Linked DNA regions of Homo sapiens: region 1 is linked to region 2. A link is a loop called in an ENCODE intact Hi-C map of the cell type or tissue named here. Cell type or tissue: IMR-90. All regions are shown on one strand. Each heading gives the region's core, and the rest is flanking DNA. Links, peaks and the distances in the headings are about the cores only.

What was found. Peaks named below come from ENCODE experiments on the same cell type or tissue, not always from the same donor. Only the 100,000 strongest peaks of a DNase experiment are listed, where the experiment ranks them.
Region 1: it touches region 2 in a loop (5-fold over the local background); 8 of 110 quality-filtered maps call a loop at or near these places.

Annotation. Positions count from the first base shown.
Region 1 is chr7:93,091,103-93,094,026 of GRCh38, forward strand. No RefSeq gene overlaps it. Among named protein-coding and RNA genes, the nearest start is that of SAMD9, 25 kb to the right of the region's middle. RefSeq lists an enhancer at 1,808-1,857. In IMR-90, for the core only: a CTCF peak has its summit at 1,826; a DNase peak (open chromatin) is centred at 1,839; H3K27me3 peaks cover 269 bases.
Region 2 is chr7:93,543,770-93,546,693 of GRCh38, forward strand. The region is part of intron 2 of CALCR (calcitonin receptor); the gene reads right to left. The region is part of intron 1 of LOC105375400 (a long non-coding RNA gene); the gene reads left to right. Among named protein-coding and RNA genes, the nearest start is that of CALCR, 29 kb to the right of the region's middle. In IMR-90, for the core only: no CTCF peak of the experiment used is centred there; no DNase peak of the experiment used is centred there.

The DNA.
Region 1 (2,924 bases), core at 285-2,784, 450 kb before region 2:
CAGATTTTGTTTGAAATATATTTTATCTGATATGAGTATAGCTACTCCTGACCTTTTTTTGGGTTTACATTCACATGGAATATCTTTTTTTCCATCCCCTCATTTTCCATCTATGTGTGTCTTTATAGGTGAAGTGAATTTGTTGTAGGCATCATATAGTTGGGTTTTGGTTTTTAATTCATCCAGCCACTCCACCTTTTAATTGGATAATTTAGTTAATTTGTATTCAATGTTATTATAAGTAAGGACTTACTACTATCATTTTGTTTTCTGGTTGTTTTATTAGTCCTCTGTTCCTTTCTTCCTGTCTTCCTTTGTGTATAAGTGATTTTCTCTGGTAGTATGTTTTAATTTCTTGCTTTTTATGTTTTGTGTATCAAATAGGTGTTCTCTTTGTGGTTGCTATGAGGCTTGCAAATAACATCTTATAACCAATTATATTTAACTAATGACAACTTTGTTCACAAAAAAGAAAAGAAAAAACAAGCAAGCAAAGAGAAAATTGAAGAACTCTACACTTTATCTCCTCCACTTTTTGACATTTTATTGTCTCTGTTTACGTCTTTTTATATTGTCTATCTCTTAGCAAATTGTTGTAGTTATTATTTTTGATAATTTGCCTTTTGGTATTCATACTAAAGATATGAGTGGTTTATCCACTATAATTACAGTATTACAGTATTCTGTATTTACCTGGGTACTTAATTTTATCAGTGAGTTTTATGATTTATTATTACACATTAGCATCCTTTTCTTTCAGATTGAAGAACTTCCTTTAGCATTTCTCATAAGACAGGTCTGGTGATGATTAAATTCTTCTATTTTTGTTTATGTAGAAAAGTCTATTTTTCATTCCTGTTCGAAAGATAACTTCACTGGATACAGTATTCTAGTTTAAAACTTGTTTTCCTTTAGCGCTTTGAATATGTCAATCCATTCCCTCTTGATCCATAAGGTTTCCACTGAGAAGTCTGCTGCCAGATATATCGGAGCTCATTTACATGTTACTTGCTTCTTTCCTCTTGCTGCTTTTGGGATCCTGTCTTTATCCTTACTTTTGAAAACTTAATTAGTTTACTCCTTGAGGTAGTTTTATTTGGTTTGAATATGTTTTGTGTTCTTTGATCTTCTTGTACCTGGATATTCATATTTTTTCTCATAAGTTTGCAAATTCTTTGTTATTTCTTGGAATAAATTTTCTATCCCAATCTCTTTCTCTATATCCTCTTTAAGGCTAATAACTCTTACATGTGCCCTTTTAAGGTTATTTTCTAGATATTGTTGGCATACTTCATTTTTTTTTCTTCTCTGGTGGTATATTTTCATATAACCTGCCTTTGAGCTCACTAATACTTTCTTCTGCTTGATCAGTTCTGCTGTTGAGATATTCTGATGCATTTTTCAGTTTGTCAATTAAATTTTTTAGCTTCAGAATTTCGGTTTAAATTTTAAATTATTTCAATTTTTGTTAAATTTCTCTGATTGAAAATTCTGTATTCCTTCTCTGTATTATCTTGAAGTTCATCATGCTTCCTCAAGACAGCTATTTTGAATTCCCTGGCTGAGGTCACATATCTCTGTCACCCCAAGGTTGATCACTGGTGGCTTATTTAGTCTTTCTGATGAGATCATGTTTTCTTGGATGTTTCTGATGCTTGTGGATGTTTGTTGATGTCTGGGCATTGAAAAGTTAGGTGTTTATTCCAGTATTCACAGTCTTGTCTTGTTCATGCCAGTCTTTCTTGAGAGGGTTTTTCATGATTTCAAAGGGTATTGAGTATTGCTACTTAAGCCTATGGTTACTGCAGTCATTTCAACACTAGGGAGTGCCCTAAGCCCAAGAACACTGAAGCTTTTGCAGACTCCTAGATACACAATCTTGGTGGACTTGGGGAAGATAAAGGAGAATTCCCTGGGTTCCTAGACAAAGTCTCTTACTCTCTTCCCTCTCTTTTCCTTAAGCAAAAGTCTCTCTTTCTGCACTGGGCCTTCTGGAACTGTTGGAAGGGTGACATGGACACTCCTATGGCCACCCCAGCAGGCACTGCTCTGGGTTGTACCTGAAGCCCATTGTCTCCCAGACCAGCACAGTTTTGGTGCTTGCCCAAGGCCCATGGCCACTACTGCCTGGCGGCCACTGATGTTTACTCAAGGCCCACAGCCACTTTAGTCAGCAGGTGGTGAATCCTTCAAGGACTAGGTTTATCCTTGGTTCTCTACACTACAGAGCCAAACCATATCACCAGGTCACTTTAGTTGGCTGGTGGTGAAGCTGGCCAGGACTAAACTTTCTCCCACTGAGACAGAGAATTTCTCTCTGACTCAGGGCTAGTCTAAATGCTTCCTTCATGGACACTGGCAGAATTCTACTTGGTGTTGTGTTCCACCGTGACAGAGTGGCATTGAGTTCAAATGCAAAGTTTCACACTCACTTTGCTCTTTCTCCTTCAAACACACAGATTATCTCCATACATTGTGCTGCTGGGGTTCGGGGAGGTGTGGTGTAGGCAATGTAAGACTGTCCTTCCTACCTTCTTCAATGCCTCTTTCCTTATCAGTAGGTTAAAACCAGGTACTAAGATCACTCATCTGATTTTATGTTCTTATGAAGGTGGATTTTTATATGAACAGTTGTTCAAATTGCTGTTCCTGCAGGGGGATGATTGCTGGAGGGCTCTATTCAGCCATCTTGCTCCTCCTCCTCCTCCAAATTACAGAATTTAAACATTCTATAATTAAGTTTGTGAGGCCAGGCATGGTGGCTCACACCTGTAATCCCAGCACTTTAGGAGGCTGAGGCAGGTGAATTGCTTGAGCTCAGGAGTTCGAGACCAGCATGGACAACATGGCAAAACTCTGTCTCTACAAAACATACAAAAATTAGCTGGGCACAGTGGCATGTGCCTATAGTCCCAGCTACCCGG
Region 2 (2,924 bases), core at 170-2,669:
CCAATATTTTTTAAACCAAAATTATAACACACATTAGTCTATCAAATTGTTAAAGCTATCATATTTAATATTTTAAATTATTGTTTAATTGTATTTTTTCTTCTGTTACTGGCCTCAGTAATTATTACAATTAGTACTTAGGGTATATTTGTATGTGATAATAATTGCTACAGTACTTCTGCCTTTTATATTTCAGTAGAAATTAAAAGTAAACAAGACATAAACTGCTTAACATACAAACAAAATAAAAAAGCAGAATAGAAATTGAAAAATTTGCAGCATAACTTACGACCAATCATGACAATTATGACCATAAATGTAGTTGGAATACACTCTTCCGTTAAGAGATAGTAACTTTTAATTTTGTTAAAAAAAACTATATCCTGCTTACATTGATAAGAAACTAAAAAAAATAATGCCAAAATTAATGAATAAAAGAAAAACAAAATTTCTTCTGATACCAAATATTAATAAAATGGAAGAAGGGTTAAAAAATTAAAATCAAGAGGGATAGAGTCTCCATATACTAGCTAAGGCTGGGTGTTCACAATTTTTTAAAAAGTCTTCCAGTTTGTAGGCAAATATGGTACTAATTACATTAATTTACATCTCTCATCATTAGTAAATTTGAACATTTTTCATATGTTTTTGCTCCCCTTGGTATTTGCTTTCTATTTTCTTTGCATATTTTCATATTAGTTTGTCATTTTTGAAAGAATTTTAAAACATCTTAGATGTATTTTTAATAACATCTATTATATAGATTGTGATTTTGCCTTTATTTTTCTTTGTAAATTTTGTTTATGAAGGTTTTTTTTCACACATAAAAGATTTTAGTTTTTCACTGTGTGGTATTTTGCTTTTCTCCTTCAAATGGTCTGAGATATAGACTCATCTACATGTTTTTCTAATTCTCCGTAGGTCTTTTAATTGGAAGTTGGAATGGGACTTACCAAGCTTCTCAGCAACAGTGTGACCTAAATGACCATTTCTTTATAAAGGCAGATTTGGCCAGGAGGAGCTTATGGCAAATCTTCCCACAGCTTTCCTCCAACTGCTCAACAGCAAAGATATTTATGTCACTGTGAATCTCTACACCTGTGGTCAGTGATTTCATGCTGCTCATGGCTCATTTCATGCTGAGCAGCAGGAAAGGCCACTGTGCAGCTTTCCCAGGCTGAATATGAACTCATCTTTTCTGGAGCTGTCTCACGCTTTCCCCAGACTGTGGAGAAGGGCAGAAAACATGCTCTATGGTACTACTGCTTGGACTTTTTCGTTAGGCTGCTTCATGGATAAGGTTGGGCCTGCTGCATGTTAAGTTGGTGGGATGGGAAGGATAAGGTACTCATGTGATATATGTATCTTGGCCTACTTTGTAAACACAGAGGCCTTACACAAATGCTATTCCAGTTGATATTATTATCAGGAATAAAGGAACTTAGTCGGCTCCTGAATAAAATATGACTTTCACATATGCTGTTGCTTTTCATGTTACATAGATTAAAAATCCTGTCCTCTGGCTGTAGAGTGCTGGTTTTGTTAAATTTAGACTTAGAAGGGCAATAAATATTAAAAGAATTTCAACTATCCAGTGTAATTTCTGCCTCTAGATAGACAGGCTCAAACAAAGTGAATTCTGGTTAAGAAGTTGTATTTAACAGAAATTTAACGTGGTATGTCCTCATATTAGGATTATGTTGAATTAAAAGATCCAGGTCAAACAACCTTGCCTGCTGGACTTCGATGATATTTTGCCAAAAAATGATGGAAGCCCCATTTTTGGGGCAGCTGATGCTAGGCTAGCCAGGACCCTGAGAACATGTTTTAAAAAGACCCTATGCTGGCAAGAAGTATAGAGATTACTTCATGGGACTTCTGAATTACCAATTATTTTTGCTGGATTTTTGACACAGTATTAAATTTTTTTTTAATCTAAACAAAAATAGTTGTCAACTTCCTGAAGTTAAACTTTAGTCCTGCTACTACCATGGGATCGACCTCATATCACCCCTTTTTCATCATCTGACAAGGGTGGAGATTGGAGCAAAAGCAAGGAATCTCCTCACTACACTCCATGCTTAGGTTTCTGTTGGACAAAGTGAGTTTTCTCTAGCAACTAAGCCTAATTAGGGATTAAAGTAGGGGCTAAACAAGTGAAATAGTGGTAAGAAGCTCTCCTACACATATATATTTGAGTACTCTCTCCCCTTACTGAAAGAAAATAACAAAAAAAATACTGTTGCAAATTAACAAATTCAGAAAATGCTAATATGAAAGAGAATGCCATATTCTAAGAAATTTTTTTACCATAATCCCATAGGCAATATTAGTATTTTATTAATAGGATGTTAATAGCCCATTAACTCTAACAAGGTCCAGGTATCATGCAAAGTCCAGGTATCATGCCAGGTGTTTTATTATAGAGCAAACCCCTATGTCCTGTATTTCCCAAGAAAGTACTAGCTCACACCTGTTGTCCTGATATAATTTTAATAACATCCCTGTTCACTCACAAAAGCATACCAGTTTGAATGACAACTTATATGGTTATACTATTTTTATGTGACTGATTACCCTTTATCTTAAAGAGAACTGTGACAAAGACGCTATTATTATGATCCTCATTGAGAAACTGATTTACATAAAGGTTAAATAATGTATTTAAAGCCACACAGTTTTTAAGTGGCAGTAGCTGGAAGTCAAACCCAGACTGTCTGGCCGCAGAGCCTGAAATGGTGGCTTCCCAACATTTGTCCTGAAGCTGGGCCCATGAGTGAGTGACTTTTTGTTTTCTTTTTCTTTTCTTTTTTTTTTTTTTAGACAGGGTGGAGTGCAGTGGTGGGATCACAGCTCACTGCAGCCTCGACCTTTCTGGCTCAAGTGATCCTCCCACCTCAGCCTCCTGAGTAGCTTGAGACAAC